Linked DNA regions of Mus musculus: region 1 is linked to region 2. The links are chromatin loops, found by intact Hi-C in ENCODE. Cell type or tissue: heart. All regions are shown on one strand. Links, peaks and the distances in the headings refer to the core of each region. The heading gives the core; the rest is flanking DNA.

The links. Peaks named below come from ENCODE experiments on the same cell type or tissue, not always from the same donor. Only the 100,000 strongest peaks of a DNase experiment are listed, where the experiment ranks them.
Region 1: a loop joins it to region 2, with 8 times the contacts of the local background. A loop is called at or near these places in 4 of 42 quality-filtered maps.

Annotation. Positions count from the first base shown.
Region 1 is chr6:92,867,635-92,884,288 of GRCm38, forward strand. It overlaps Adamts9 (a disintegrin-like and metallopeptidase (reprolysin type) with thrombospondin type 1 motif, 9), which reads right to left. Exons shown (of 40, transcript NM_175314.4): 17 at 13,202-13,368; 18 at 12,986-13,115; 19 at 12,210-12,336; 20 at 5,156-5,366; 21 at 4,654-4,818; 22 at 2,301-2,465. Gm15737 (predicted gene 15737) reads left to right here and starts at 1,723. Exons shown (of 2, transcript NR_169058.1): 1 at 1,723-1,860; 2 at 12,022-16,654. In heart, for the core only: a CTCF peak has its summit at 7,145; a DNase peak (open chromatin) is centred at 7,487; H3K27ac peaks cover 840 bases.
Region 2 is chr6:93,530,590-93,547,243 of GRCm38, forward strand. No RefSeq gene overlaps it. Among named protein-coding and RNA genes, the nearest start is that of Gm22312, 29 kb to the left of the region's middle. In heart, for the core only: no CTCF peak of the experiment used is centred there; a DNase peak (open chromatin) is centred at 9,192.

The sequences.
Region 1 (16,654 bases), core at 4,126-12,125, 660 kb before region 2:
CCAATTGGTTGACATCTTTTTCTATTAGGGAAATAGGAGCAGAAACCATAGTGAGACAATACTTTACCCTCAGTAGGAGGGCTACAATTTCAAACGGAAAATAGTTACTGTTGACAATGATAGGAAAGAAATTGTATATTGCTTATATATTGCTAGAAGGATGGAACATGGGACAGCCTCCAGGGAAAGCCACTTGGAAGTTAAAAATCTAAACACAGAGTTACTATAGGAGCCAGCAATTATATCCCTGGGTAACAGATTCCAAATAAGTGTCATTGAGCACTAAGATAAATGATTGTTCATTTACGCCAAGAAAATTCATAGTTGTCAAAGTGTGGGGAGAACCCAAATATCTACTTTAGGCACTCATCCACACAGTGGGGTAGGATTCAGAAGTTGACAGCAAGCAGTATCAGACATGCTCCTCTGCAGATGAGTGAAGCTTTGTGTAGCGTGAATGAAGCCAGCCACAGAGGATGTGTGTTACACGCAACTGCCCATGCTTATGAAAAGTCCAGCTTATGCAAATCCACAGACCCCAAATACAAACTGGGAGGTTGCCAGAGGCTAACAAAGAGGGGGATGGCAAATAATTGCTGAATGCATATAGGGTTTCTTTTGGGGTGCTGGAAATGGTTTGAAAGTAGATGGAGGTCATAAAACATGAATACAGTGAATAATACCTATTTGTTTAAGATAGTCAATTTTATGTCCTGTGTTTCTATTCAATCAAAAATACAGGCAGAATACAATTCCAATGCAAAGCTTAAAAATGTTTTTGGTTTTTTGGGGTTTTTTTTTTCTGTGCTCTGTCAGCAGTATGTTTGATTTTTTTTCCTCTTTGCTAACACATATTTTGTAAATTCTTTCTAATACCTTAGATATGAGTGTTTGCCTAAGGTGCATGATCAGTTAGAGAAAGGCCAGATTCCTTGTAAGAGAGATGGGCAAGAGATGGATGAGAAATTGGTCTGAGTTGTAGTAGATATGCAGTCACTTCCTGAGAGTGAGCCCAAGGTATGTGAACAGCCTCTCATTACTCAGGCAATGCTATAGCTATTTGGACCAATAAGAAACACTGTTTGAAAGGATAAAGGGACTTTCTTTCTTTAGACATGATTTGCCACTGGACTGGAGTATCTCTGGAGCAGAAGATTCTAGCAGAAAAGTGTCAGTATGGGGGTCTGAAAATGGCTCAGTGGGTAAAGGTGCTTGCTTCCAAAATAAAGACTCAACTTGAGTCCTTAGGACCCAGATGGTGGAGGGAGGAACCAGCTCTGTAAGCTGTCTTTTAGCCTCCACATGTACCCGACAGACAGCTCTCTAGCTCTCTCTCTCTCTCTCTCTCTCTCTCTCTCTCTCTCCTCTCTAACACTCCCCCCATACACTAAGTGTTAAAAAAATGTAAGACAAATTTTAAAGACAGTATCAGTAAGGATGAGGAAGGCCGAGACATAGTTACAAAGCTGCCTGTGTATTGCATGCAAGTTTAGAAATGGAGACAGAGGCTAAGGAACAGGAGTGGCCATGGCTGGTCAGGGTGGGGGGGGGGGGGTGGGGGGGGCAGAGGGAGTCATTCTTCAACAGATTGCATAAGTGACAGCAGACAGCTGTTCCACTTCTACTGGGAACTCGGAGTGCTGCTTAAATAGTACACAGCACTCTCCTGCTTCTATATTAGGAAAGACTAGATTCCAAGAGCAAACTGGGCCCAGGGGACGTGCACTCTCTCTTTTTGAAATGGTAGATGTGGAACCCATTACACACAAGAAGACTAGGAAAAGATTCTCAACCCGATGATTAGGATGCTGGACCCCTTTGATCTGACTACATTTGAAGAATCTCACTTATTTATGAGAGGTGAGTCTTGGATTCCTCCCGAAATATCCCTCCCAAAGCACAGCCCAGACATTCTGGTCCAATTCCACTGGCAGGCAGAATCACATACCCACAGAGGCTCACCCCGGGGAGAATTACATCTGCCAGATGCCACGTCTGTTGTGAATTTGTTTAAATACTTGTGTGCAGTTTAAAACAGGGTGAAAACCTGCACATGGAGTTGTAACTGGAGTAATCAGCTCCAGCAGGGCAAGGTAACTCTGGAAGGGATGCAGGACAGCAAGCCACTGAGTCCCATGTGCTGGATCTGGAGCTGCTCAAGCACAGTGCAGGCCAAGTCACAACATCACGGGCGGCAGCGGCGGCGGTGGCAGCTGCAGCAGTAAAACCCCACCACTGGAATGCCCCTCTCCAGATAAGGGGGGAAAGAATGCAGTTAAGAATCTTATCATTCAAAATACCTGTCCCCAGGGACCCGCCTGCCAAGCTGCACACTCTGGCTGCTGACACGTCTGCATGGGCTCCGGCTTGGCCTCAGGGTCACACATTCTATCGCTTAATCGATCTTCGCCAAACTGACACCAGACCTGGCGGTGCTTATGCCCTTTCCCACAGGTGACCAAGCACTGGAATGAAAAGCAGAGGCCATCAGGGTTGCTTGTGATCAATGTGCTGGAGCCCGTGGGGGCTGTTCTCGAATGAGAGCAGGTGGCCTCTTCCCACCTCTGGCCCCTCCCCACTACTGAACAGCAATGAGCAAACACCCACTGCTCTCCGCTTCCTTTCATCCTGTTCTCGTTCTCCTTTCCCTCTTTCTTTTTATCCTGGCACAGCCTCCTGAAGCCCAGGCTGGCCTCCAGTTCCCCATGAGGTTGAGGGTCACTGAAGATTCTGATCCTCTCGCCTCTACTTCCCACCTCCTGTCATTGTAGTGGTGCCCACTAAGTCTGGGCTACACGCTGTTGGGGTTCCAACCTAGGGCTTTGTGCGTGTGAGGTAAATGCTCCTCCAACTGAGCCACATCCTCAACCCCCTTTCTGGGTTCTTACTCGTTTTCATTATGAAATTCTCATGAGTATTTATCACTATGCTTCTCATCCATATTTGCTCCCACTAGCTGCTCCTGCCCCATTCCTTCCACTCTTTCCCCCATCTCCTTCTTTTCTTTTTCCAGAATCTTTTTTCTTATTCCCTTTGTATTATGGCCAGATTCAAACACAGAAAAGCAGAGTACCATGCTCTGAGAAACAAACAGAAGTCAGGATTTTCCATTACAGAGGTTCAGTGTGAAGAATTAAAAGTCCGACCAACTTGACACCTCTATAACCAAGTCACAGTGTCTCTGTGCCTCAATATTCACATCTATAAAATGGGGGTAACAATAATTCTGACTCAGAGAAACTAAAGTGTCTAGCACGTACAGTATTCATGTATGACATTCTCAAAAAGAAAAGTATGTCAAATATAATTATCATTATTATTTGGGCTCACTTTGGAAAAATTAAAAAATGCCTAAAAAGTACAAAAGACAAAGTAAAATAATTGAATGTTTTCTTCAATTCTTTACTCTTTCCATTCCAGTCTTTTTATCCAAGGTTACTAAGTGTTAACGAAGTGTTGGAACAGTTAGGCTGTATGTTCAGTATTTATTCAAACACACGTTTAGTCAGGGTTTGCTATAAAAGTTTCCTCTCCTTTACTTTTTATTTTTTTAGAAGAGGGTCTCATGAGTCTCAGGCTAAGCCTTAAGTTCACTATAGTACACACAGCCAAGGGTGGTCTTGAATTCCTGATCTCCCAAGAGTAGGAATAAAGATATATACCACCACACCTGGCTTCATGAACAACTGGACACTAAAGTATTAGCTATCTAAGTATAATGTAAACCTGCTATCTTCAATCATATTTTAAAAAAAAAAATCAAGGATTTAGTGCTTAATCTACTGGGAAAGCGCCAAGTTTGTTGATCACGTGACCACAAATCAGCCATAGGTAAGGACATGTGTCGATACTTGACCATTCCAGCAGCATTAGGGGTATTTTGTTCAGATCTGACACCTGAAATACACAGTTTACATTGCACTCACATTGGGGGGAGATAAGGGTATGTGTGCGTGTGTGTGTGTGTAGGAGCTGTGGTTGTAGCAACTTTGCTTCCCCACATTTCTGACCTGTCCAGTTAATAAGGGATGTCTATTCCCCAACCACCTGCATCCGCTGAAGGAGGTGAAGTGAGGAGCCGTCTTGCTGAGATTCTCACTGGGCTGTAACAATGTTGGGCTACATTAACAGACAAGATGCCTACTGTATCCCAAGATCCAGATACGGGGCACAGATGGGGTTGCCTTGAGCTTCATAAAGCAAGGGATGAGAAGTTATTATTCTCAAACACTCAGCCTGGGCTTCCCCCTAACCAAGCGCTCCCATGTGACTGGATGTGTAAGCCAGGTGGTCTAATCTCTTATTTCAAAGACGAGGAAGATGGGAATCCTCTTTGTTGGATTCATGTCTAAACTATTTTAACCTCACACTTCATTAAGCCTCAATTTCCAGCCAACGATTTACAGCTCAAAGTGGGGGAGGGGGAGAACCACTCCGTTAAAGTCAGCAGCAGAAGCTACTGGGCTGTAAGATCCAGCCAACTCCTAGTGACTCTGAGGCCCTAGGCAGACTAAAGGGTTTCAGTAGTAATGGAAATGGAGAATCAAATGGGAGTGAGATGGAAGAACCATACAGTAGTCTACACCTCCGCCCGACGCTGGGGAATCCAGAGTCATCTGAGTTGAGCTAGGATCCAGGGCTTCCTTTTCTCACCTCTGACCAGTCTCCTGTTTTCCAATGGGGACAGGAGAACTCATTGCAGCTCTGTACTACGACTTTCTCCTGGTGTGTGCATTTGCTGTCATCCAGGACATCATTGCGGGTGTTGACACAAATTGCTCTTCTTCTCTGGGTACCACCATCACAGCTTCTAGAACACTATGATCATTAAAAATAAAAAATAAAAGAAAATAAGGCATTTCTGAATTCTTTACAAAGACTGCTTAAAATCAAAGCTATGTTGTTTCTTTCAGCCCTTAAGAAATAAATGTCCTACCATACCCAAGTCTAGTTTTTTCTTCATGTTATATTCAAGTCAGACATTACAAATTAACCTGGGGAGCCTTCCTTTCAGAGCTTGACTTAAAAGGCATCGTAAATCAATTGCAGATCTCTCTCTATGCAGTTTAAATGGGTTTCTTAACACAGTCCCAGAAGGAGCTATGATCACTCATCAGACTTGGTATTCAGGACTCTCAGATGAGAACCAACTTACTTCGGTCCAGGCTGAATAGCGCCATCCACCTGTGCTGCACTCTCCTGAGCATTTCTCCTGGTTACTCGGTCTGGGTTGACTGCTACAGAAACTGTCATCCACCTTCTCCGTCTTCCCGTCCATCCTGCTGTATTTGGCACAGTGGATGTCTAAAGTACGGTAGCCCAAACCACACTGGGCACTGCATTCGCTCTTGCTGGCAACGTGCCACCTAGACATAAATAATGGTGGAAAACCAACATTTGTGTTAAACACAAGTGTCACATCCAACTAGTAAGAAAGCTGAGTTCGTTCTTTCTTCATTCAAATATGATGACAGCTCAAAGTCACAGCCAGTTACAATCCAAGTTCAGACCAAGGTATCCGTGTGATTTTCATGGCTGTCAATGTACGTGGAAGTCACAGAACCACAGCCAGAGATGCTACGTCTGTGAAGAATCTCTTGGTACAGCTAGTCTGAAATTCAAGCAGCAGAAAGGAAAACAAACAAACAAACAAACAAACTGGAACTCAGCAAAGCAAGGACAGCAATTTTTATATGAAGTATTTCACTTGGCTCTTGGGAAACTCATCTGTGGAATGCTTCTTTTTGTCTGTCCGTGCTTGTAAATACTCAGCGACTATTCTGATAATAATAATGCAGGAATGAATAATATGGGGAATAATTAAAAATTTTCAAGTGTACGTGCTATACACTAGGAGCGTTATTATTTATTATTATTATTATTATTATTATTATTATTGTTTTGTAATAAACACTAAATTTGGGGGGATTGGCCATCAGCTCAGCTTCAGGATCAATAAGAGACCCTGTCTCAAAGGAATAAAGCAGAGAGTGATGAAAGCAGGTGCACACCCTTGCACATGTGTGTATACACTACACACACACACACACACACATACGGCTGGAAATGTTTTTGTTTGTTTGTTTGTTTGCTTGCTTTTTAGTATAGAATAGAGTTTATTCAGGGCATGGGGAGGGGAGTTAAGAGAGTAGTAGAGGCAGAGAAAGGCAGAGAGAGGGAGAGAGTAGAGAAATGGGGGTCAGTCATGACCACATGAAGAGAGAGGCAAAGATGCAAAAGCTGGACACAATATCTGGAACAGCAGATATTGTGTGTGTGTGTGTGTGTGTGTGTGTGTGTGAGTGTGTATATGACTGATATGACTGTGTGTCTGAACATGTATGTCAGTGTGTTTGTGTTTATATGTATGAACCTGTGTATCTGTGTGTATGCATGTGTGTACGTGTGCATGGGTACATGTGGAAGCCACTAAAGGTATTGTTTCTCTGGTTCCTTCTACTTATTGTTTTAATCACAGTGTGTGTGTGTGTGTGTGTGTGTGTGTGTGTGTGTGTATACCAGGTATAGAGGTTACAGTACAATCCTCACCTTCCACCATGTAGTTCCAAGGACCCGACTCAGGTCATGAAGTTTGGGACATGTGTCTTTATGCTCTGAACTATTTTACTAGTCTTACCTTATTTTCTGAGACAGGCACTGTCACTGAGACCTGTCCTGTCACTGGAAACTCAGACTTTGCTAGGCTGGTTGGCCAAGAACCTTCCTCTGCCCAGTGGGTTCCACTATATCCCCAGCTACACCATTGCACTTGACATTTTAAAAGTGGGCTCAGGGCCCCGTGCTTGCAGAAGCACTTTACAACTGAACTGTCTCCCAAACCCTCATTATACACTTTTAAAATTAGATTTGAATCCATCAGACTTTGCCACCTTTACATCCCTGATATTATTCATAACGAAGCCTTCTGACACACATCAGGTGCACAGTATATACTAATGACTACTCTTATTTTCTATAACACAACAGGAACAGAGTGCTTGAATTTAAAACATAAGCAAAAAATGTTTAATTCACAGTTTTTAAAATCAGGATTTTGAAATGTATGTGGAAATCTAGAAAAAGATAATTTTCTTCTAACCTCCAGGGGATCTTCTCTCCCATTATTAATTCCCTTCATCTCAGCCACTGGGAGGTGTGCCACTTCTCAATGTCCTAATGTTCACTCATACACACCTGTCTAGGGGAGGAGTTGGGAAAAAAGAGGAACTCAAGCCAACACGCTTATCAAGGAATTTCTAAGTAATGTCCAAAAGTAGGTCAGAGTTGACCACTGGCAAGGAAAGTGGGCTGTGATTTTCCATTACACTGAAATAGCGTCAGGGAGATTTTGTTCTAACACAGTAAACGAGGACTTATAAACTCATCCTTTATCTCATCCTGTCACAGGCCAGTTGGGGCAAACTGTCACTTCCTACAGGAAGTGAGGCAAAAAAAAAAAAAAAGGTGAACTCGTTCTACAGTGGCATCTGGAACTTCCATCTGCACTTTGATTTTTGGCTACCTTCTCAGGCCTCCGTGGTCACTTCCCTGGGGGAAGGCTATTTACCATCTGGAGAAAGGAGGGAGATGTCTTGACAAGAAAGCACTTTGCAGTTCAGCTGCCAAAGTCACTTCCCTGTCATCGCATAAGACCCAGGGGCCAAGCAGAGATCCCCAAGAAGAATCTATAAAAATAATCAAACTCTAAATTAAATCTAGTTTGCTCTATATTCTTTCTGGACCGTGACCTGTTCTTCAGTACAGTGTGTTCATAGTTCACTTTGTGGGAAATAAAATGCTATTATTATATTTCATTATTATATTTCAGGAAAGTATTTGCTAGTCAGGTGTATGTGTGTATCTCAGTACTTAGGAGGTGGGAGCTAGAGAGATGAGGGTGCTTAAAACCAGCTTGAGATACATAGAGAGCTCCTGCCTCAGAAATCTGAGGACTGGGGAAATACTTCAATGGTAGAGCCCTTGCCCAGTAGGCAAAAAGAGCTGTGTTCAGCCACCAACACTGAAAAAGTAAAATAAAATCTGTGTTTTAATATGCTAATAAGTAAGAACAAGATAAATACGTAACATGTGTGTAGGAGTAGATAATGGGGGCTGGATTAAATGATTTTGAGAACTACCAGAAGAAATGGACTTCTATACTGTAGGTCTTTGAAGCTTCACAATGTTTACCAGTATCATGAGCCTCCATATGAGGAAGACGATGTTTTGGAGGGCTTCTCAAATACACAGGTTAAGAGTTGCTTCGTCTGACTGGTGGTCCCATGAACATGCCTGGGAGAAACTACGTTGGAGTGTGACCAACCAGTAACCATTCCCTCTCTGTTCGCTCAGTTGTGCTCACAGCTGATTGGCCAGATTTCAGCATGAGTCTTGATTAGACGGACTGTCAGGTGGACAAAAGGGACAGTACATCTTCCATAGGCTTGGTTTGTGTCTCCGCATATTTTAGCAGGGACCTTTAATTTCCCCAACAGTCAGAAAAAAGCCAGCAGTGAGCCAGTCGTGAGATCACCTGAGCACTGACTGAAAGCCACAGTTGTTCGCTGACTTTTAGGCACAAGCACACGTCTGCCCCTTTGTGTGGTTCTAAAGCTAACCCTGAACTCTTTCTGCCCTCAGTGTTTGACTTCCTCCACACTCAGATCTGCTACCTCTATGAGGAGGCAGGGATGAAGAAGCCCCCTCTCCTTCTTATCTACAATCACAACTGCTTTGGCCACTCAGCTCTGTGCTTCCGGCTCTTGTCCCCACTTGGCCTCCGGCAGAGTTTCCACACCAAAAAAAAAAGTGTTTAAAAGTTGATTCTAAATGGGTAAATGGGGAATATAGAGAATAATAACACATTGACCTTGCTATTGATCAGAATAGAAAATTCAGGCTGAAGTTTTATCTGGTATTATGACAAGAATATAAACAAAAATCAGTCTGTACTATTTAATCAGCAAATGTTGGGTATGAATGGAAGCTCTCATGCTTATGAGCAGAGAGCCTGAGTCGATCACTAGGTGGGGGGGATCAGGTGGAACAAGGTGGGGAGAGTAGCGTCTAACACCTGTGAAGGATACACAATAAATTAGCCATTATTATTATTATGACTATGCCATCCTTGGCATTTGAGTCTCCAAGAAACTTCTATTTTTGCCTCCTTCTCTTAATTTTCTGCAGAGCTGAAGAGCAGACCCCAGCCCTCATCCGTGCTTGTTCAGGCTGCAGCCTAGGCCTTTGGTTTTTGAGAGACAGGGTCTTACAGTTTAGCTTAGGCGAGTTTCAGACTCTCCATCTTCCTGCCCCTATTTCCCTACTTCCCTCACAGAGTTTCAGCTCACTTTAAAAATCAGCCAATGAGAAGGCAGCACCCTTGCGATAGTCTGTGCAGCCCAATGTAACACTCTTCCGAGCTGAGTCTACCTTTCCTGCACTGACTTTTAAGATCTGTGTGAATATTATGCTCCATGGTGTCTACTGCAGGAGAAACCAGAGCCATCGCATGCTGAGTTGTGACTCATCTTAAGATTGCTTAAAGAGACAAGTATTTGGTTCTTGAAGTAACAGTGCAGACATTACCTCCTCTTTAAAAAGGCTATTTGCTGGATAAGCTTGGAATAGGATTATTGAATACCATTTGGTTGATTTCACACATTCTGTTTCTTGAGATGCTTCGTACAGACTCACACTCATTGCCACTGTAAGAGTAGGAGGTTTCATGTTCAAGGTAGCAGACCTACAGACACTGCATGTGCCATTCAGGATGTGACTAGCCCCAGTCTGAGTCAGACAGTGGAGTCCCAGTGTGGATGAACAGATGAGGCAGGACACACACTGGGAGAGATTAATTCCTCATATATGGCATGGCAGAATGGGGTGCATGTCTATCATCCTACAGCATTAACAAAGTAGGAATAGAGGCAGCTTTGTTCCGGAACTGAAGTACACAGCCTCTCCCATTGGATGGGCCACATTTAAGCCTCGGCTGTTACGCCATCCAGTGTGATCTGAAGCAATCTGCATAGCAGCAGTCAGGGTTAATATTTTGATATATAAAATAATGATAAAATCTATGCTGTGGTTGTTGTGGTTTGAATAAGAATGGCCCCCATTGGCTCATCTATTTGAATGTCATCAGGGAGCAGCATTATTTGAGAAGGATCAGGAGGTGTGGCCTTGTTTGAGTTGAGTGTGGCCTTTTTGGAAGAAGTGTGTCACTGGGATGCTCAAAAAGTCATGTCAGCCCCACCGCCACACACATACACCTAAAGATCAGAATATAGCTCTTAGCACTATGCCTATCTACCTACCTACAGCCATGCTTCCTGCTGTGATGATAATGGACTAAGCCTCTGAAACTGTAAGCAAGGGCCAATTAAATGCTTTCTTTTATAAGAGTTGCCTTGGTCATGGTGTCTCTTCATAGCAATAGCACAATGACTAAGACAATAGAAGTAGTAGTAACTGAAAAAAGTATAGGTTTATTAATTGTATTAATAGAATCATAAAACCCATCCTATTACTCTGGGGATATTATATATAGCTGTTAAAAATAGTTCTCAGCTTAGTGAGACCCTATCTTAAAATGTAGAAAGAAAGTTGGGGTTAACTCAAAGGCAGAACACTTGCCTAACATGTATAATTCTCTAGGTCCCAAGTCCACTTCTGTGAAAGCAACAACAACAACAAACACAACAGACAAACACAAACCCAGATCTTAAAGGTGGCCTATTCCACCATATTTACTTGCAGAATGGTAGATGTCACGATGGCTGGATTTAAGGCGATCCGAGAATGCAATCTTACTCAGCTTGTTAACCTTGCATCTCAAGGAAGTTGTGCAAGAATTCAGTGACTCTTCAACTTAATTTCCCATGAAAGGACTCCTTAATTCTACCTTAACTAGTGTAACTCAATTGACTGAAGCAAATAGATTTATATGGACACTATCTAAAATAAAGTAGTACTGCCAAACGTTTCCTTTCCTTTCCTTTTCTTTTAACTAACTTTTTAACATCTTACTTTGACAGTGACTTCTGTCCATATGTTTTGAGAAGCCACAGAGCAACCCATTTAGTGATAACAGCCTCAGAAAATGTGTGGTAGAGTGGAAAGTGCCTGGTTTTGAAGTCAGAGCCTCAGGTCAGGACTGGAAGATCTATGATGCACATGTCACTGCTGGCCCTCTGACTCCTAGGACAGAACACTATTAATTGATCGTGGCACTTTCTTCTCTCGGACACACAAGAGGACCTTATAATCTGCACTCCTACACCAGGCAGCTAACACTGCGAAGACCTGGCATGGCGATGTGGAACTTCAAAGTGCTTTACTCCGCTTCTTGTGAATGGAGAGACCTTATCACACTCCAGTGCTAGTCTATGCCAATAGTCTCCCACAGTAATTGCAGACTTGGCATGCAGGTTGTACAATACAGCCCTCATGATGTTGGATGTTTATACACAGTCAACCTCCCAGGCAATAGAAACACTCTAGAATTTTCCACCCTCTCAATATTTCTTCCATCAGATACCATACCTTTCTTAAACACAGAATTCCGTGAATACCTAGCCAGTCATATTTAGATTTTTTCTCATTCCCTCCATGCCTCTACATTAATGCATAATATTCTCTCTCTATGGCTGTGTCTGTCTCTCTGTCTCTGTGTCTGTCTCTCTGCCTCTCTGTTTCTGCCTCTCTCTGTCTCTGCCTCTCTTTCTGCCCCCCCTCTTTGTCCCCCCCTCTCTCTGTGTCTCCTTCTCTGTCTCTCTCAGTCTGTCTGTCTCTCTGTCTGATTTGTGCATGTGTTTATGTGTTTTATATATGTAGACACTGAAACTTTCATGCACAAAAGAATTCTGCACAGTGTCTGCTCTGGATGGGAAGGGAACACCATGGGTATTCCCTTACATAAAGTCTGACTCGATGGTAAGGCCAAAACCTAATCACTGGGTTGTGAAGATCAAGTTGTTTTTGTACCAGTGCTCTGCTCTGTTAACTATTTTTAATTCTTAGGAGAACAAGAAATCCAGAGTGATGGATCTCGGCTAAACAGTTTCAGAACTGGCTGGAGCTTGTGTGAGGAAAACACTGGCAAGGCTAGGAAAAGACTGGCAACTCTTGTCTCCATCGCATCCCCCACAGAATCTCCCCTCAAGCCCACTGACTCCGGAAGAAAGATACAAGGAAAACAGAGGCCGCACCTCAAGTCACAGTCTGTGCCGCACGCTTCAGTGACAGGTCCTGGCTGGGGCAGCCGGTCACATCTTTGATCAGAAACGGTTAGCTGATCAGACTCCCTGGTGCAAACAAGTTTTCGTCTCCGCTCCCCTAAGCAAAGAGTAGGCACATTATTGCTGAGGAAATAACCTGCTCTAAATTACCAAGATCAAGGACTGACTCTCCCACACTTACTAGCAAAGGCTAGGCAGTATTTTCAATCGAGTTGGCCGTATGATCTCTGCCACACTTAACTCAACCAGGACAGGACAAAACCAGCTGGCCATAGACAGACTGCTAACAACTCGGAGTATCCCGGCTTTAATAAAACTGTATTAATAAAAAGAGGGTGGGGCTGAATTTGACCCTGCTGCTATAGTTTGCTGACGTTAATTTAACAAAAAGAAACAAAACTAATAAAAATTATGACCCGTAAAGCCACATGATAGAAAATTAAAGTGGCAGTATTGATTCTGCGTGGCTTCACACATACACTCAAACTTCTTAGAAGAAAATGCAGTGTGACCTGACATGACCTGAATCTTATAAAATTCAACTTGACAACAGAAACAACCAGAAAGGTCTGAGTAAAAGAAGTGAGAAGATGCATGCAGCTAGAAAGGTTTTTGGATTGTATATACATAGCTGTTCTTAAAAAAAAATCAGTAAACAAGTAGATAAATGAAACAGAGCCCCTCATGCCTACGCCTCCCCCCTCCCCATCCTCAAACCCATAGAAGCTGGAAACCCTTGAGCATACCTTGGCAGGGCTTGCTGCATGCTTGCCACGGCCCGTGACTGTTCCAGTAAAATTGCTGAGGTTTGTCCTCAATGGGAATATTGAATGAGTACCGCACATCTGGGTTATACAGCTTTCCCACGGACAACACCTGCAATGTGTGGAGAGATTGGGAAGAAGTCTGCTGGCCTGCAGTGCTAAGAGGAGAGAGCCACTGGCCACCATCCCAGTGTTTACCTGAAGGAGAAGTTCTTCCTCGATACGGTCCGTACAGTTCAGTCTTTCCACCACATTGTCCGATCCGCTGTACTCAATGACGGCGCTCCCCACGCGGACCTCCCTTTTGGACATGGAGACAACAAAGTCTCCATTTAGCAGGAATTCACCTTTACTGTTTGATAAAGCTGTAGATGGGAAAAGGGAATTGGGTGAGGTGCTGCCAGTGACCAGCTGTGTTGAAAATAGTTAGATAGATAGATAGATAGATAGATAGATAGATAGATAGATAGATAAGAACAGCCTGATTGGCAGAGGCTGGCAGAAGAGAAGACTTCAGGCTTGTCAGCCAGGCCATGATTCCACAGTCTTGGTTTCCATGTGCTAGCTATGTGACCTTGGGCCATCAATCCTTCTTGGTCTCAGTTTCTTTATTTATAAATGGAGATAAAGAAAACCACCTACCTATGGTGGTTTCTATGTAAACTAAGAGAAATATTATATAGAAGTCCTCAGTATTCTGAAGTTAATTATACAACAGCAACAGTCGCAGGATTATAGACAGAGGCTGAGGTATTAAAATCTGATACACACATATGCCGCTGTGTGTATCAGACAACAGCAACAGCAACAGCAGAAAAGCATTGTATTTTAGTGGGCTAAATTCACTGTTTCTCACTCTGGTCTCAAACTTGCAGCACTGCCCCAGCCTCTGCCTCCTGAGTGGTGGGGTTCAGAGCAGTAGCCACAATGCCTGGGATAACCAGAGATTCTCTCTAAAATGACTACATTTCAGTTTGTCATTGAACTGAATCCTAAGAACGCAATACCTTCAAGCACCTGATTTGACTGGACAATTTATGTGAACATATCTCTGTGCATCACTCTACTTTCCACTCCAACAGCCAGTGCATGATCTAAATTAAAATGTAATTTGGTTAGGTATAACACAGGAGAGAGATACTTTCATGCTTTTTAGATTAACTTTCTAAAGATGGAAATCTCAGTGAGGGATAGCAAGGTGGCTCAGCAGGGAAAGAGACCCGCTGCCAAGCCTTACAAACTGAGTTCAGTCCCCAGGAGCCACATGGAAGGAGAGAACTTGTTCCCTCGAGTTGTCCTCTGACCTTCATATACATACAGTGGCACGTGCATGTCACTTAAATTAAATACATAAAATGTTAAAAAACATATGTAGCTTTTAAAACCTGGCGAGATCACTTTTCTTTAGCACTTGCCATACACTACCATGGCCTCATTTTAAGCCCGTCTTCTGCACCTGCAGCCCATTCCCACATGGCCAGCCACTCCACTCGTAAGAGGCAGCTTGCAGTGTACTGCATATCACACCTCTGTGAGGCTGCTCTGTGAATGCATGCCACACATTTGTAGATATGGACGTACAAATGAGAAAAGCACGATTTACCAACCAGTAAGTTCATTGACCAAGGCCAGATAGCTTCTGTCTCCACAGCTTGTGAGACACTCAAATTGCCCAAAGCAGAGAGCCAGCAAACATTTGTCAAGAAGGTAAATTCGCTCATTCATTCTTCCTCTTGTTTACAAATAGAACCAAGATACGCTCAGGCTAAGCTCTTTAACAGCTTGGTGTGTTTTGCTAAACTGCAGGAACCTTTTCGTACAGTTAAAACCACTTCACAGCTCACCTCTTTGAACCCTAAGACCCCAACCCTTAGTAGGCCAGTGAAAGATGCTGTTAAGAGTGACTGAAGCTGACACCCCTGAGAAGAGGATAAAACACTTCCATCCTGAGACTTATTTCCCTAGCTGGTGTGAACCTCAGAAAACCACATCTCACTCACTCTTGGCCCCAGAAGCTGGAGACCTGCCAGCTGAGTGAGATGCAGGGTTTCCAGTGGGTCACAGAGAAATGTGATTGTTCCCTTGGCGCCCTAGGGTGGTTCCAAAGTCAGATCACTTGTACATGATAGCATGATGTACTGACGATACCGTCATAAGTCATACACTAGCTACTCCAAACGGGAGAATGAAGTGCCCCATGCCAGAGTTATAAATTGAACATCAATCTGGCTTTGTTTTAAAGAACATGGTCTCTTCTGTGTTAATCCCCAAGTCTCTTCCTGTGGCTTCAGCTGCTTCTCTTGCTTCTAACAGAACTAGGGGAAGGCCGCTCCTCACTGCCTGTTTCTTATGCCAGTTAGTGGTGAGTGCACAGCCAGACAAGATCTCAAATAATGTAAAACCCTTCTCAAGATTTGCTCCTATAAATGGTATGTCCACAGACTTACACAAAGGTATCAATGAACTAAAACTCTAGTTTTCTCTTGTACTGCATGGATGAGTGATTTCCCACAGCCAGAATTAAATCCAGGGCTAAGCATCCCAGAGGCAAGTAAGTATCACAAAAATGGTTACATCTCCTGAAGAGAGAGGAACAAGGCAGGGGCAGTGCAACATGGTTTTAACCCAACAAGAGGGATCCGCTTGGAAGGTGACCTTTGACTGGCAGGCTTTCTGCTTCAGTACCTCAGAGAAACAAACTCTTTCCCCAAATCCAGAGTCCCCTGCTCCACCTCCTGCTAATGAGATTAGGGAAGCTAATTTCCTGAGTTGCTGCTCCTCCGCCATCAGAACTAGGCTGCTGCAGAGGTTCTACTAGAAAAGAATTCCTCCTCAAAACACACAGGGAAAGTGGGAGACTTGACCAGTCTTCACACAGCTATTGGGAATAAGGATGAAGGTTGCTTAGTAACAGAACGCAATGACTGAATTCAGCAGAACAGGGTGGTTGGCTGTAAAGTATCTAAAGGGATCTGCTAATACATAGCCCCTTGCTTCAAGCTAAGGGTGAATATGCACACACTCTAGCCTGGGTGACACCAGATCCTCCTTACGAACCAGAGCTTCTTAAAGAGCCATTGTGAGGCTCCCTCAGAGGTCTGTCTTCACACTCAGTGGGCTGTGACTTGCCATCAATGCTTGCACACTCCACATTTGCTTTCAGAGAGGCTTGCCTTGGGCGTAGCAGTGGCTTGCCCATACGGCCCGTTCCTGCTGACCCGTCCCCTTTAACTTTCTTCTCATTCTTTCACGGGGAGATTAAGAAATGCCCAGGAAAGAAAAAAAGATTGTCAGCAGGCTCTGCTCAACCGCCTCGCACGTGCTGGTTGCAATCAACAGAACCGAGGCGGACAGTACTTGGACAGAAGTTATTTTCCCAAGGAAAATAGAAGAGAACCTTCTTCCTTTGGAACAGAGGGACGAAAGGATTCAACATGGTTTTTGGCTCTCAAGAAATTAATTTATAAGGGACACTTCATGCCATGTTCTTTAACTTAATTAGGATGAACTCAGAACATAAAAACCACTACAAGCTCGGATTTATAACTAAGTATGTGGAGGAGGGAAATGCCTGACATATTTCATGCAGTTGTAGAATGGGAAATGTGGGATTCCCCAAAAGTAACTTGAAGGTGGTTTCCAGAAGCCTGT
Region 2 (16,654 bases), core at 4,860-12,859:
TTGATGGCAAAATGTGACATCACTCAGAATTCATCCTAAGGATGAAGACTCTGGACTCATAACTGAAGTTCTCTAGAAGTTTTCCTACTCAATAGAGAGCTCTCGACTCTTGGCATTTCTGACCCTGGACCTGGAGGCAGCTACTCAGGAATGAATCCTGGGGCATGTGCAGATTTGAAGTGGCTTGGGGCATTTTTACTCTAGGTGGATTTCTCAAGAATCGTTTTCAGTATCACTCTGAGATACCTCGAGGAGATTCGGTCTCAGGAGAAGATTGATATAAACCTCAAAAGGCAAATGGTCACCATTCATCAGGTCTTTTTCTCCAAGGGACACCCCAAAGCCCCTGAATCTAGTAGTGGCTTCATGGACAAGACTAGGGACAAACAGCTTTGCTAGTTCTGATTTAAAATTAGGTTCTAGTGATAAAGTATAGACATAAAGGTGAACAGGCAAAGATGGCCATATCCACATTATGTGTGATGCTATCCTATGACCAATTATCTGAGGGTTGGCATCTTCAAAAGCTTTCCTTATTTTGCCTGTATGTATTTTTCTATTTTTCAAAAAAAGTGTATTTCTTGTTTTAAATTAAAATATATCTCAAAAGTAAAGTAATATTAACCTCAAGTTAGATAACAAAAAAGAATGCCGAAGAGGAATTGTAAAGAGGTGACTTACAGCCTTTGCTGTAGGGTTTTGGGATGGGGCTGTGTAGAACCGGGCTTTCATTTGAAGTAACTGGAAGATAATGGTATGACCGTGGATGAGGCAGCTGCTCCCTGCAAAGGCTCTCATTTGATTAAAAAAAATACAGTAAGCATCATGTTGATAACAATGATAATCTACCATTTGTTAAGAGCTGTGTGTCCAACAGAGGCCAAACGCAATGCATGTTGCCACACAATTGGGGCAAAGACACATGGCTGGAATGTTTGTGATCAATACCTTCATTTCCCCTGTAACCTCCTCCTAGCCTGCTGCCCCACTCATTAGTCCTCCACCCCTACTCCAACCCTCCAAGTTAGGGGCCGAGTGCCAGCAGGATGCCTTCTTTATTTCCAGATTGGCTTCCTCATCTCGGTTACTCATTAGAAAATTCTAGACCTTTTGTCTCATGGTGATGTTCTATGAAAGTGTCTTTTATTCATTCATTTATTCATTCATCCATCCATCCATCCATCCACCCATCCATGTAAACATAAAGTCAAGACTCAAACCCATCACCACCAACAGCAGACTCTTCAATCTTTGCTTCCCTAGACTCAGCACCCACAGCTTTGATTAAACAGCATGGGTTCAAATCTCAAGCTTCCCATTTGTGACCTTTAGAAAGAACTCAGGGCTTGCACACCCATGCCCTTTGCAGACATGGGTTTTTGGATGAAAAGTGTCTACAGGCTTAATGTGAGGGCTCACTGAGTGTGACAGTGCAGCAAAGCTCATGCACAAAGCCCAGCATAAGGGCAACTAGTAAACAGTAACACATAACCCACACTCAGACCTGACTAATAAACCAGGTTTCTCGGAGAAAGATGTTCGTGTTAATTGCCTTATTTGGAAAGTGCTTGAAAATAAATGGCCTCAAGGGAGCTTCTTGAAAAGTATTTAAATCCAAAGTTTCAGTTAGCATCAATTTGTCCTCAATCATCCCAAATCACCATTTTATGAAGTGCTAATGAGGGGCCTTCTGTTGTAAGAAGCAAGCATATGCACTTGCGTGTTCTCTCTGGCTTGCCTGCCCCTCTGTCTCTCTAAGGAATAATTTCCTGGCTTCCTTGATTCCTTCCAATAATAAGATCTGCAATGGAACTCAATGCTACTACATAACATTCAAATATGTGACATAACATTATATAAAAGAAACTCTGAGAGTCCATCCCACTTTGTAGATGTCAATTTTCTTTGTGTGCATGGCCAAGCAGAATTCTTACTCCAGTATAGCTTCCAGTGTAGCAATTCTAAGGCAGAGTCAGAAGCTTCACATCTAAGAATCTACTCCATCATGGGATGCTCCTGGTCTATGGACACCATAGAGTAGCACAGAGTTATCCCTGGATGTCTCAGTTGACTGGGAGATTTAAGATGCTGCCCTCACCCAAGAGTCTGATTTTACTGAAGAAGAGAGTAGCTGCAATTGAATGCTTATATTGTTAGCAGGTGTACAATAAGGTGACAGTGGTATTACTTTTATTCAAGTGTTTATAGATCATAACTACAGGACATGTGCTATAACTCCAAACACAAGAGGAAAGGCATTGGTGCAAAATATCCCTAAAATCTCTCTCAAGCGGATGAAATCCTCACTCTACAACCATCACCGGCAACCATCAGCAACTGAGTGTTAACTATGTCCAAAGGGTTGTCCTAGAACTTTTCTCTAGGACAGCACTCTGAAGTAGGCATCGCCCACTATACCCATCAACTGCTGACACTCAAAATATTTTAAGTAGTTGTCTGAACAAACACTAATAGTGAGAGGCAAAGCTGTGGTTTGAAACTTTGTCTGATGGGAAAGCGTGTGGTGTGTGTGTGTGTGTGTGTGTGTGTGTGTGTGTGTGTGTGTGTTTTACCATCTTTACTTAATACATTGTACACCATATATACATATACATGTATAGGTATGATTTTACCTGAAATATGTTATATTTGTACAATCATTACCACGGTGAAAAAGTTGCTGTACCTCCTAAAGAAATTCCTATGACATCTCTCCCCTGCAGTCTCTGTCCCATGCCCAGGCAACCACTTGTCTTTCTGTCATAATACCTTACTTTGCATTTCCTAGAGTTTTATGTGAACAAAAATCACATTTTGATATCCATTCTTGTATTTTTTCAGTGGTTCATTCCTTTTTATTGTTGAGTAATATTCCATTGTGTGGCCATAGCTCATTTTTATCCATTTACTTGCTAATAAACATTTGGATTCTTTCTCTTGGACATAGCAGAGATAAAGGTATTGTAAGTGTTCTAATGTCTTTCCGTGGACATATGGTTCCACTCCTCCTGAATAAATGTGAATAAATGCCTAGGAGTAAAATGGCTGAGTCATTCAGTAACTACATTAAATTTAATTGCCAACTGTTCTCCAGTGTGGCTGTACAATGATATACTCCCTCCACAACTGTACGAGAACTCCAGATGTTGCACCGCATTGCCAGTACTTGGTAAGGGTCGGTCTTTTTAATTTAAGTATGGCATTGAATAGTGAGGTCTTGTTGCAGGTTTAATCTGCATCTCCTCATTAACTAATGCTGGTGAGGATACACTCATGGATTCATTTGAAATGCAAACCTGCACATTGAGTGCAAGACATAATAGTCTTAAATGAGTGCAATGCGATTTGTCTTTACTAGGGAAAAAAATCATGGCATGCCCCAAATTTTCAACATAGTAATATCCACTTTTGTTATAATATTAACAAAGTGTGTTGCAAAACAACAAATGTCAGCATGCATTTTTAATTTGAAACTTTTATATGGTCATAGAAAAGTTAAAATAATATCCAAAGACAACTAGAATTCCCAATTAGTAAAAAGAACACTGAGAGCTTGTGAAGTTTGTAGCACGTACTTCACCAGTTGAAGATGTATTTACACACGGAGCTCTGTGGTGTGGGGTGGTAGAGTATGTGTGGTGTGGTATATGTGATGTGTGTGGTGTGTGTGCTGTGCTGTGCTGTGGTGTATGCGGTGTGCTGTGTGTGGTGTGGTATGTGGTGTGTATGTGGTGTGCTGTGTGTGGTGTGTATGGTGTGGTATATGTGGTGTGGTGTCTGTTTGTGTATGTGGTGTGCTGTACTGTGGCATGGTATGCTATCATGTGGTGTGGAGGAGTATAATGTGGTATGATGCGAATGGTGTGGGTGTGGTGTGGTGTGGTGTGGTATGGTGTGGTGTGGTGTGGTGTAGTGTGCTGTGCTGTGCTGTGGCATGGTGAGGCGTGGTGTACTTTGGTGTGCTGTGGTGTAGTGTGGTATGGTGTATGTGTGGTGTGCTATGCCGTGGTGGTGTGGAGTGGTGTGGTGTATGTGTCCCTTGGTAGGAATTTATTATTCGTGTATAAGTTCTGCCTCCCCTCTTAGCCTTAGCAAATCCTTCTTGGCTCCATCATAGTCATAGACACCAGGCAATTGTAGCCAGTGACACAGTGTGGCAACAGTCAGTTGGGAGAAGTTGGTCTAGACCTCACTTACAATGCTCTTGTTGGATTTCCAAAAATTTAAAGCCAAGGGTATTGAAATACCCTCAGAGATTACATCGGCTGCTTGGTCATTTCTATGTCAAAATACTTGTCCCAAAAGATAAAGCACGGAAGAGATTGTGGAGTTCAGTTTCACTTGACTTTGGTTCCTTAGGAGCAGCTCTGGCCTTAGAAGAGACCCCGAGGTAGAGTCAGAATAGCCCCAGGGAGGGTATCCTCTTCAGAAGTTTCTGTGCGACCATGACAGCTTCCACCAGCCAGACCCCAGCTCCTAAAGTCTCCTTGAGCTTTGAAATAATGCCATAAAGTGGGGACCAAACATTCAAAACATGAACCTGTAGAGTTAACACATCACAGCACACAAGTTGTCCTCCAAAGACAGGCAGGGACCCGCTAGAATGCACATCCAAATGAAAACCCTCCACTAGGCTACAATGTAATTTCCTGACTTCACCTCTCAGTTGCCCTCTGCCTGCATCCAGTACTTTCTGCACTGCTGTATGGTTCTCATGCTGCCCCAATCATTTACATCCTGGATGTCACTTGGCCCTGCACCCCTTCTAAATCCTCAGGCAGCAGCATCAAACCTAAATTGCACCTGAGGCAAGAGAGGCTGACAACTTGAGGTGGGTTTTCTCGTTCATGTCGCTGTGTCTGGTGACATCAAGACTGAGGTCACATCTTCCGAGTCCCAGTTGCATCTTTTTTATTTCCTCCATCACATGACTTCCTGGCATTATTACTAAGAATAACCATTCTGGAGAGCATGCAAACCTGGAACTTTTAAAATAGCTCTTCTCATGATCAAACAACCAAATGTTTTCCGCCCATTTCATTTCCACTAATGCAAAGCAGACTTTGTGCCCTTTCCCCTGTAACTCATGTTTATTTTTCTTTAGTTGTCTCCCTGCCCTCCTCAATAGGAAACACCAAGCTCTTGGTCCTTAGATGGGATGACACAATCCACTGCCACCCACCATACGGCTACTCTCCATTACACAGAAACCCCGACCCCTGCTTCTTTCATTCTCTCTCGGAACACTGTGGTGTCCTCCAACTCTATCAGCTTTTGGTACCCTCAGTGCATCTGAGAGCATCTCTGTACTACATGGCCTTCCCTAGTAGAACATTTCTTAGCATTCTCTAAAAACAGTTACCACAAAACAGAGGCAGCTGTCACGGCATGAGCCTTTGTTTCCCACCAGACACTCTGTTGAGGACCCAGAGCCTGCCTGGTCTCTGTGCCACATGCCTGCAGGGCAGAGACCATTGTCCCAATTTGGAGACAGCATGATGGGTTTAGAGGGTGTAAATAACTTCCCTAATACCACACAGCTACTAGTCAGGGGAGCCGGGACTCAAATTAGACTCTTTTGGGCGCCATTAGCTCATCGTTTAAGCATTATTCCAACACCACCTCAGAGAAATCATTCCTAGTTTTCCAAGCCATAGAAATAGCTTCTTTCTCTGAAATACTTCATCCTTTTCTTGTTATACCTTTCCTGTCATACTTAGCACTCCCAACTTTATATTATCTATATGTATATGTGTGAGAAACATAAATGGTTATTTTTATTATAAACTAAAAGATTGTATGTTCTCTTTAATGGCAATATTTCTGCCCTGTGATCCTTGGATCTCATAGAGCTCAGTGTCCTGCCTTACTGATAGTAAGCTTCTAGGAAGACCCTGTATGTGTTGGTTTGCTTTTCGTTGTTTATTTCTGACCCCCAGGTAGATGAATAGATGGGTGGATTCAGAAATGCTTTCAACTGCCTGCCCCCCCCCATTTTTTTCTCTAGAACGTGTGCCTGTCTCCACAACCACCTATTATTCTCCAAGTGGTCAAGCATGCCGCATCCACTCTGATCCACAGTCACCTGGGAAAGATGAGTTTCTAATCACTGTGGTATAAAAATTTATCTAGAAGGAGTAGGGAAACCAAGGAAATATGTTCCCTAAAAGAGGACAGAAGTCTGTCCTCCCAGAGACACAGCTAGAGACAAGCAGGTCTTACTGCTAGCGTGGCCTGTCTGGGATAATATGATTCTAAAGTAAACTGAGTTTAATTTTTCAGCCATATTCCCACCACCACCACCATTTCAAAGGATCAGTTAAAGCATGGCCAACATTAAGCACAATGTGCTCAGCCTTTTAAAATATCTGTGCTGTTAAACAGTATTGGGGAAATCATTCTTTTCTTTCCTGGTCACCAGAAACAGATCCTATAATAATGTTAGAGAAGAAGCAAGAACATTGTAAAACCTTAGGGTATATCGTGTTAGCTATTTCCTGTGATTTGATGGGGAAGGAGAGAGGTTGGTGCACTGCAAAGTCCATTAGCGCCCATCATATGTAACTATGAAACTACAAGGCAAATAAAATATCTGCTTTACAGAAATTCCCAAGGAGAAAGCCATAATGGAGCAGTGAATTCACTGTTGATGCCAAGCAGAAAAGCCAGTGCCTTAGTGGGCACCCCTCATGCCACTCCACACCCTTGGTTTGTGCCAGCTCCACAAGCATGACCTGGAGTGGCTCTAATGGGCTACTCTTGAAATTCTTTGAAGTAGAAGTGACCTCTCCAAGAACATAGATACTTTTAAAAGTCTCCTTAAAGTGAAGTCTCCTGGAGTCCCAACTCAACCTAGTCAAAAGATCCTGTAAGAACACAGAAGAGGAGGAAGAGGGCAGGATGGATAGGGCTGTTGTGTTTAGAAGGATGAGCTCAGAGCTTTTGATCAATAGAGGCTCTATGCTGCCCAAAGCTGAGAGATCCTCCTCTGCCTTCCACATCACATCACTAGGCTTTCCACACATCCTTCAACAGCTCTTTGTGGAATTTTGGGCACTTCTAACTAAAGCAAACACTTGAAATTCTCTGTGCCTCAGTTTCCCCATGTACAAGTCAGAAGAAAGAGTGTTTAGAACTATTAGGTTAGATGCGACAATGGTGTGTGGCGCTTGGTAAGACTCTGCACCTTGTAAAGAGCCCAACAACTATTTCTTGGTTGTGAGTTATATATCTTCCTTGGAAATCATATCCTTATGAATATTGGTTGACCTTTTCCTTCATAACTCATCATGATCTCAAGTTATCAGTTTCTAGCCTCTTTAATTCAAGGATATTTAACTCTGCTCAGGCACTGTCCTCATTTATTAGTGACAATAATAGAGGACACAGAGTCCTTGTCCTTTATAGACAATACACACAATGTAATCAGTCAAAAAATAATGTTAAGGCTGTGACACTACAAAGAAAGGACTGCATCAGCCTGGGTTAGGCAGCCCCAATTCAGGTGACATTTGAATGACATCCTTTCCCAAGACCCCACTTCAACCTAAATGAAAAACAAATAGCATTCCACTCATGTCAGGAGACTAAAGCAAGATCCCCCAGCTGGGCTTAAGTGCTTTGAGAATTGTCCTGAAAAGAAGAACAGGAGGAGGAGGAGAGGTGAAGCCTAGGCCTGGATTCCAGGGCTTGTCAAAAAGATGCTTCCATGTATACTGGGGAGATATTTGTACTCAATGCCACAAAGGTGGAGCTTCTGTTCCAACGCTATCACTGATGCTTAGATAATAAAGTGTCCTGTGTCAGTCTCTCTGTATTTGAAGTCTGAATTTATTGCTTCAGTAAAACCTGTTCAGAGCCATAATGCATCTTGATTTGCCTTGTATAGACTTGGTTTGTGCCTGCTGTCTCTGAGCAATTATTACCAGCATTACCTTTCGATTTTAAAGGAAATCTAGTTTGAATAATTAGCTATACTTATAGAGGTACCAAAGTTTCAGCAAACCTTTCTGAACTTGTGTTTAGGTGTATTTTCAGGGATAAAATATTTTAAAAGTATAAAAAACTTTGGGTGTAGAGCCAAGTGGTAGAGTGTTTGCCTAACACATATAAGGCCCCAAGCTGAATCCGCCACACTGGAGAAAAAAATAAAGAAGAAGCATCATTAAAGATGCTGAACCTGAATTCCGCTCGTGTCGAGATTAATTCATATGATAATCCAGTTGTTTGTTATCATTTACCAAAATGAAATTGTATGTTAAACTTATAGCAAACTATTTTACACATGCACACGTGTGTGTGTGTGTGTGTGTGTGTGTGTGTGTGTGTGTGTGTTTATATATTTACAGTGTAGCTCTGTTTTTTTTTTCTTTCTACAGATAAATGAACTCATGGAAGCTACATGGTGAGGGTTCATCGGTCAACAGATAGACATACACTAGAAGCAGCCAAAACAATGAGCAGGCATTTCTAGGTTCAGAGTAATTCATGATACTTGGAGTCTGTGATGGTTAAACTTGATTTTCAGCCTGATAGGTCAGAATAAACTAAGAAGCACTCCTCTAGGAAGGGCTATGAGGGTACTTTCAGGGAGCGTTGACTGGAGGGAGAAGACCATCCTCCAATGTCCTGTCCCAGCAGGGAACTCAGACACAAGTAAAGAGGTCCAAGGAAAAAGTATTGTTGATTGACGGCCTGCCCTCACTCACTGCTGAGTCCAGTGGCTGCTGCTGCTACTACTGCTGTCACCACAGCTGTCATCCTTGGCTGACATCAGACTTCAGCTTCTTTGGCTTTCCAACATGGACTGATGACAAGTGACTTGGCATGAACCTTCCACGCCTTCAGAGTTAGGTGGAGACTGCTAAGGCATCCACTATCATAAACTGAGCAACTATCGGGTTCTCAGCTTCTCCAGTGTATCTTAAGAAATAATCTTTTCTCCAGCAGCCATAGGCCTGGTATTTAAAATAAATAAAAAAAAAATCCAAGCTCTTGATGCCTGATTGGCTAGTGTACAACACAAGTTTAACTCCCTGCCTTGAAAGGTGTCAGCAGCTAAAGTGAGCACACTGATTGGAAAAGAGCAGAACTTGGGATGGAGACATGTGGGAGGACCCTGATGAAGCCAAGAACATTGAACTCTCATATTCTGACAAGTTTGTTTTGCTCAAGTAAGTACTAGCAAATGTGTCCCCACCCACACTTCCTGAAGTATTGCCCGCTCCACATTTGCTGAAGGAATTAATTCTGCATTGTCTGTGGAAACAGTAATATCCTTCCCTGAAAGAGATGCCAAGGAAGATAATTCCAATGTCTCCCACTTACCCCTCACCTTTGTCCCTAGTCCTATTGTCAGACTCAGAGTGTTAGCAGGACCCTAGAGATTAAGTACACAATGTGTCTTGTGATGTGATGCACTACACTCCTAAAGAACTTGAATTTTTTAAGTTATAGGAACTGTGTGGTAATAGATTCTAAGCATATCGGGTAATTGTGGAAAGAACATAAAACTGACTCCATCTGAACGTGTAGAGACTCGTTGATCAGAAATTATGGGTTAAATGCTACACTTTGTACAGTTTTAAAGGGTGCTAACATCCGTCGACATAACAACACAATAGAGAACATCTCACAAGGCCCCACCTTTAGATGAAGAGCTACCTGCAATCAATGGCTGCTAAGAGAGAAAGACAAAGTCTCCCCTAGGGACAAGCTCCCAGATGGTTATTCAATCCAAGTGGTCAGCCCTAAACACTTGTAACAACCATTAAATGGGCTCAGTAGGTCTTATGTTGGGAGGGGTCAGTTATAGAAGAAAAGGTCATGAACCTGAGAGGGAATGTGGGGAACATGGGAGGAGTTGAAGGGCAGAGGGGGAGGGGTAGAAATAATGTAAATATAGCACATCCATATATGAAGACAAAAGAAATTTAAAACAGAACGTAGTGCTCTTCTGTGAGGCTTGCAGTAATGTCTTTTAATACAGGTACTTGCAAAAAATTTTCTTTTGAGTGCAAATAGGCTTTTAGTTGGCTGATGTATAGGTCAAAAGATAGCCTACACTGAATGAATTAAAAAATGCTTGATATCCCTTGGCTTTGAGTTGATGGTGGGATTCAAAGGCTCTGGGGAAGTGGAATGCTCAGGGAGATTTGCTATTTAAAACTAATCCTCCTCCATAAGAGAGTCCAAAGAACATGCCCTTCACCAATGCTGTAAGGAGCAGATTTGTGAGAGAGCCACCAGAGACTTGGAGAGCTCAGACCTTACCACGGAAGGGGTGACAGCTCAGTTACTTGCATACAGTGGGTCCACAGATATACAGAGTATCAAGGGCCAAATAGCAACAGGGAACTGCCGAAGGCAAGGTGTACTTACTGTAGTGGATGGCACAAACAAGGCAAAACCCATGGGTCAGACTCCTACAGGCTCATAGCACTGGCTAATCACTCATGGTGTTTGCAGAAGTGGAGGAAGTCTATTCAGTTCGTGATAAATCTATATAAGCAGAAATATTCAAATTAACCAAAGGAAACATTCGTGGAATTCACTGGTCTTACTATGTTCCCTGTCATCCTGAAGCAGCTAACTTGTTAGAAGAGTCAAATAACTTACAAAGACACAGTTATAACAACACCTAGGTAGTAATAGTCTGGAGGCCTGTGACTGGGCACTCCAAGTTAACCGTGTCTGAATCAGCAGCCTTTATATGGTTTCTCTCTCTCTCTCTCTCTCTCTCTCTCTCTCTCTCTCTCTCTCTCTCTCTCTCTCTCTCTCTCTCTCCCTGCCAAGATTCATGGATTCGGGAATCAAAACAAACAAATGGAGCACCTAGCAGCACTCCTTATTACCCACTAACAACATTTTTGTTTCCTGTCCCTTTAATTGTATGTTCCATTCATCTAGAAATCTTAGTTCTTGAGAAGGTGGACACTTCTGCCTTGAGGCACAACAAACATTCCATTGAGTAAAAGTTAAGACTTCTCCATGGCCACGTTGTGCTCTTAAGTCAACACACTAAGCAAGAAGTCACAACTTCAGCAGAGATGAGTAGTCCAGACTGGCAGTGTAAAATTAGACTGTTTCTCTACAGGTACATCTTGAGAGCAGGAGACACTCTAGGGCATCAGTTCTCAACCTTTTGGAATCAAATGACTCTTTTACAGAGGTTACCTAAGACCATCAGAAAACATAGATATTTACATTATGATGCTTAACGGTAGCAAAATTACAGTTCTGAAGTAGCACAAAAATAACTTTATGATTGTGGGTCACCACAACATGAGGAACTGGATAAAGGGTTGTAGCATTAAGAAGGTTGAAAACCACTGCTTTAGGGCATCTCTTGGTGCTGGCATGGCCTGGTATTCAAGTCAATGGGATGTACCAATCCAGGCAGGATGACGAATGGCTCAAACCCATTTGGAATGAAGGTGCTGGTCACCTCTCCAGGTAAAGAACAAAGAGAGCCAAGGTGCTTGTTGAGGAAACACATGAGTAGTAGATAAAGATAGCAATAAACACAGCTCTAGGCCATGCGACCTGTTACAGAGACCATGATTGCAGTCATCACATGTTTCTGTTCTACTTTGTTAAGAAAATGCTTACTCAGGGCTGGAGAGGTGGCTCAGTGGTCAAGAGCACTGACTGCTCCTCCAGAGGTCCTGAATTCAATTCCCAGCAACCCTCAGTAATGGGATCTGATGCCTTCTTCTGGTGTGTCTGAAGAGAGCAGCAGTGTACTCATATACATAAAATAAATAAATCTCTTAAAAAAGAATATGCTTACTCATATATACACATATATTGAGTAGATATTTTTGTTTTCTTTCCTCTTCCATTCCCCTTCTATGTTATAGCATCAACTGAGATGATATCAGGAGTTCTGTTTTGTTAACTGTATTATCATATCTAAGTATGGGACATTAAAAAAAAAACTAAACATTTTTCAGGTAACTTTGCCATCTGTTCTGGTGGCGATGATTTAGCATAGTTCAGCTGTATGTTGGATACGTATATCATTTTAGGTAGAATGATACCTTTGTTATTCTCTTCATTTGGAAATAAGCATAACTTAAGGAGATGTGATTGAGTGTCAAGTTGACAACGGGTGGACATACGATAGTAGGTCTTGTCAGGTTGACAGAATCTCGAGTCCATTAAGGGACATGCCCCTTGGAGAGCTCCCCAGGAATTTTCCAACCCTCAAGCATTGAAACAATTAGGACATCCAGATTTTTGAGAAGTTAGTGAGTTCTCAGACACTCTAGCATGTACACAGCCATTGTCAGCCTACTGAACCCTTTTAATGCATAGCATTCCAGGAAATCCTCTTTTCTAACCTCTACCCACTCTATCAGTTCTGCTCCTGCAGAAAGCCCTGCCTAATATGGTGTCTTAGCATGAACACTTGAATACACACACCTTCAGCTTCCCAGATGCTCAAGGGCAGCCCTGAAGCCCTGAGATGCCAAGCTGGATGCTGCTGCTTCTCATCTCAACCACCCATTCTTAGCATTTTTTTCATCCTGTGCCATTTGTTTAGATGGATAGTGAATTTTAAGTAAGACATCTAAAGTCCAAAGGTGATTTAAATGTGTTCTAGAGCAGTCATGGTCTGCAGAATCCCTGGTCTGGTTCGGGTATAAAGAACTGGTTTCCTACCCAGAAGAGATCACAGTTCCTTTGTTAATGTCATGATCAATACTATTGAGCCCTGGAGATGGGCTCCATCCCCTCCTTCTCTGCCTGTTCACATTCTCATCACCGCTAGAAGTCTCATATCCAAGGTTATGATGAATCCAGTCCCTTCAGGCTTCTACCACTAATCACATCTTCATAAAGTTTAATTTAACGTAACACTGCCCTCTTGTGCCTCAGCACACAAGGGGCCTCTGTGGGGGAAAGGTTTACTTTTAATTAAAAGTGAAACATACCTTTGGCACCTCAGTAAACTCTGTGTTGTTGGAGGATATTTCTAGCTTAACTCCCCCTCCTGTCCTATAGCTCACTCCTTTATTCCATTGGTTTTCACAACTGATAATTGCTGGCCATGGAAACCAGCTACACGGGCCGACTTAAACATAAACCCACATGTGATTATTTTAAAGTAGCATATGGACGGAAATAGCAAACAATGAATCCAGGCTGCCCAGGAATGATGACTGCAAGAGAAACTGAGTAAGAAACCAGGAAATGAAAAGAAGGTTATTAAATAGACTTGCCACAGCTGGCTTAGCGATTCCAATAGACTGGTTAACGGGAAAAGCAATCAGTCCCGAGCCCCGTAATTACTTTTCTGCTGAGTTCCAGTTCCATAGCTCCGTGTTTGCAGAGTGTAATTAGGAGCTCCGGTCACAACCTAAAACTAAACCCAATAAGAGCGACCAGACTTTTTAGAACAGCGGCATGCTCAAGAAACCTCTGAACAGTGTGTCTCCTAAAACTGATTGTCAGTAATCCTTGGTTTTATTTTTAAAAACATCTTTTTCATAAGGAAGAGGGCAGGACTTAACTTCAAAACAGGTACAAACCGCCGTATTTTGAGCCTAACTCCTGGCTCAGAAATGGAGCCAGTATTTTTCTCTTGATTAGCCACAACACAGCACTGGAGTGGGAAATGCCTAGACAACCGATTCAGCAAACTTTGATGTCACTGAGGCAGAAAGGATGCAGGCAAGCCAACCTCTAAGTTAACATAATAAAAACCTAACCCAGGTGTCTGCAGGCTACTATCTCAGTCTTCCAGAGACAGAGCTGCGGGAGACTCTGCCTTCTCACCCTCTAGACCCAGCATCCACCTCTGGGGTTATCTTAGAGATGACTGTTTTGGCCAGCAACAGATGCCTGAAGATTAGGCAGATAGGCATCTGGGGAAGGAGGGTGGCTATAAAAATGTTCATGAGGCAGACATAGTGACACAGGCCAGTAAGCCCAGCACTTGGGAGGTGGGGACTGAAGATAACAAGTTCAAGGCAAGAATGGTTTGCAAGGTGAAAACCTGTCTCAAACAACAGCAAACTGTCCCTGGTTTCTACCCACCCCCTTCTTGCTCTCATCTCTCAGGCCTCCCTTTGTTTACTGGTGAGTTTCCACTGTTGCCCTGTTGCCAGACCAGTCCAGACCACCTGGACCAGAATCTCTGCTTTTCTTTGCTAGGATTAGAAACCCAGATTCACCTAAGACTTTGGAAATGCCAGTTATCCTAAACTACCAGACCTTGTGCTAAACCAGGTCCGATGAGTGCATCAGACACACTAGCTTGCTGGCTGCTCATCAGTCATGGAGAGTGGGGGTGGGGGAAACTTTGTGGAAATCCACAGCCCTGTAAAGGTACAGGTCTTTTAAAAATGAAAACAAAACCAGCGGAGTGAAAAAGAGGCTTTATGGTAGTTTTTATCTTTAATTTTGTGTGTGTGTGTGTGTATACCTTTGTGTGTGTGTCCATTTGGGGGGATTCATGTGTGTGTGTGTGTGTGTGTGTGTGTGCACTAAAGGTTGATGGCAGGTGTCTTCTTTGATAACTCTTTACTTAGTAAGACAGGGTCTCCAGGTGAACCCAGAGCTTATCCACTTAGCTAGCCTAACCTCAGGTTGCTGTGCGTATCCCTGTCTCAGTATTCAACCCAGTGAGTGCTGAGGTTCTGAACTTCAGTCCTTAATGTTTCCAGGGGAACACAGGGAGCACTCTGTGAAGCCATCTCTCCACTCCCATCTTTTGCCCACATTCTCTCTGTATTTCCTTATTGTCCCTACTCTAAGAAAGAAGGGAGGGGGAGGGAGGGAGTTAATGGTAGATAGACTGATTAGATAAATAGATAGATAGATAGATAGATAGATAGATAGATAGATAGGTAGGTAGATAGATAGATAGATAGATAGATAGATAGATAGATAGATAAGATAGATAAGATAGATAGAATGAATGTGTGGGTGGATGAAACTAAGGGACAGTAAGACTTTTGAGCTAAACACCACACAGAAATATTACTTAAATAAAATCCTTGGAGTTGTTTAAAATAACTTTAGTTAAACACGCAACAGACATCAAGCATTTCAAAAGTAAGGCTCTTCCTCCTAAGGCCACTGCTTTGACTTTAGCCACACTCATGAGGTGTGTGAGGCTGCGCTCTGCGGTTCTGTGTGTGTTCTTCTCTTTCAACCACCTTTCTGCCCTTCCCAAAGCTCATCAGGTGCTGTCAGAGACAATGATAACGGAAAACCAAGACAGGTGGACGTTATTAAGCATTTTCTACTCTTCAAGGACTCTTTTGCTTTTATACCCCATAAGCTGCAAAATAACATGAATGTATGTTACATATGGGGAAACTGAGGCTAAAGCAGTCCTCAGCTCAAGATCAAGCAGCTAGGAAGGAGCTAGGAACATCGAACCCTGGAATGTCCCACTCTAAAGGTCATGCTCTTGGCCTTTGTGGCCCAACACCTGCTGGATAATATGTTCTGATCACCCTTGAAAACCCTTGGGCAATCATTTGGGTATACGTTAGCTCCTTCCCAGCTGGTTGGGCATCTGGGATCTTCTCCATGGAAACCTCCACAGCAGAAACATCTCTGAAGGTCTTAAGGATGAAACTCCCATTCTGTTTGGCCAACCTGCTTTCCTAACCTCTGGTACCCTTGCCCTCCTGGGCAGCCTTGCCTTGAATTTCTTCATTTGTCTTATCATTTTAGTTTGCAGAGGGAAGAGGCCAATGCATGTTTTGCAGTTATCAAGGTGTGGATTCATTGAATAATCCAAAGAATCCAGCAATGACCCTCTGATACAGCCAGGAAGTATTCCCTACCTGGCCCCCATGTTGTAATCTCTGGAAGGATAATGCTTTGAGGAAGAGACCAAGAAGCCCTTGACTATCTTCCCTAGCAGTTCTATGGTCACTCAGATGCCCTCTGCAAAGTAAGACTATAATTCACATATTTAACCAGCTGTCTCCCAATGATCAGTGCTGCTTCTCCAGTTCTATGTTCTATTTCTTTGCCATCTTTTGCTGGTGGGGGGGAGGGAGAGAGAAGGAGAAGAGGAGGAGGAGGATGAGGAGGAGGGGGGGGAGGAGAAGAAGAAGAAGAAGAAGAAGAAGAAGAAGAAGAAGAAGAAGAAGAAGAAGAAGAAGAAGAAGAAGAAGCCGCCTCTGAGAATGAAAAGGATATTTTTCAAGTTCAATGGACAAGAAAGCTGTCATATGAGAACCCCTTCCATTTTACCAAACCTTCTTCCTCCCTCCCTCCCCCTGCCCTGAGAGAAGCCAAATGATTTTCCTGATTGCCATCAGTCCCTGCCCCACCCATCACTGGCAGCATCCCTGTCTCTTGCATCTTGGTAGAATCGTGGTGCTTTTCAGAGATTCTCCTGGCCTGTGTGTTTCAAAGACCTTTTTCCTTACTGCTAGCTCCAGGTTGAGATTAATTATCAGAAAATAATCTCATTTCTCTTGGAGATTGATACAGGAAAAGAAGGTGACCTTATTTTGTTCAGTGACTGATGACAGAAAGTGTGTTATGGGCACTTTGGCGAGAGTTTCCATGATTGTGAGAAATAGAAAAGATATGGTTTCTTTGCTTCTCTGAGCCATGTGGCTAGATGTGATCCCACCACTTCAGCCATCTTGATATAAGAAGAAAAAGAAAGACTTTAGGA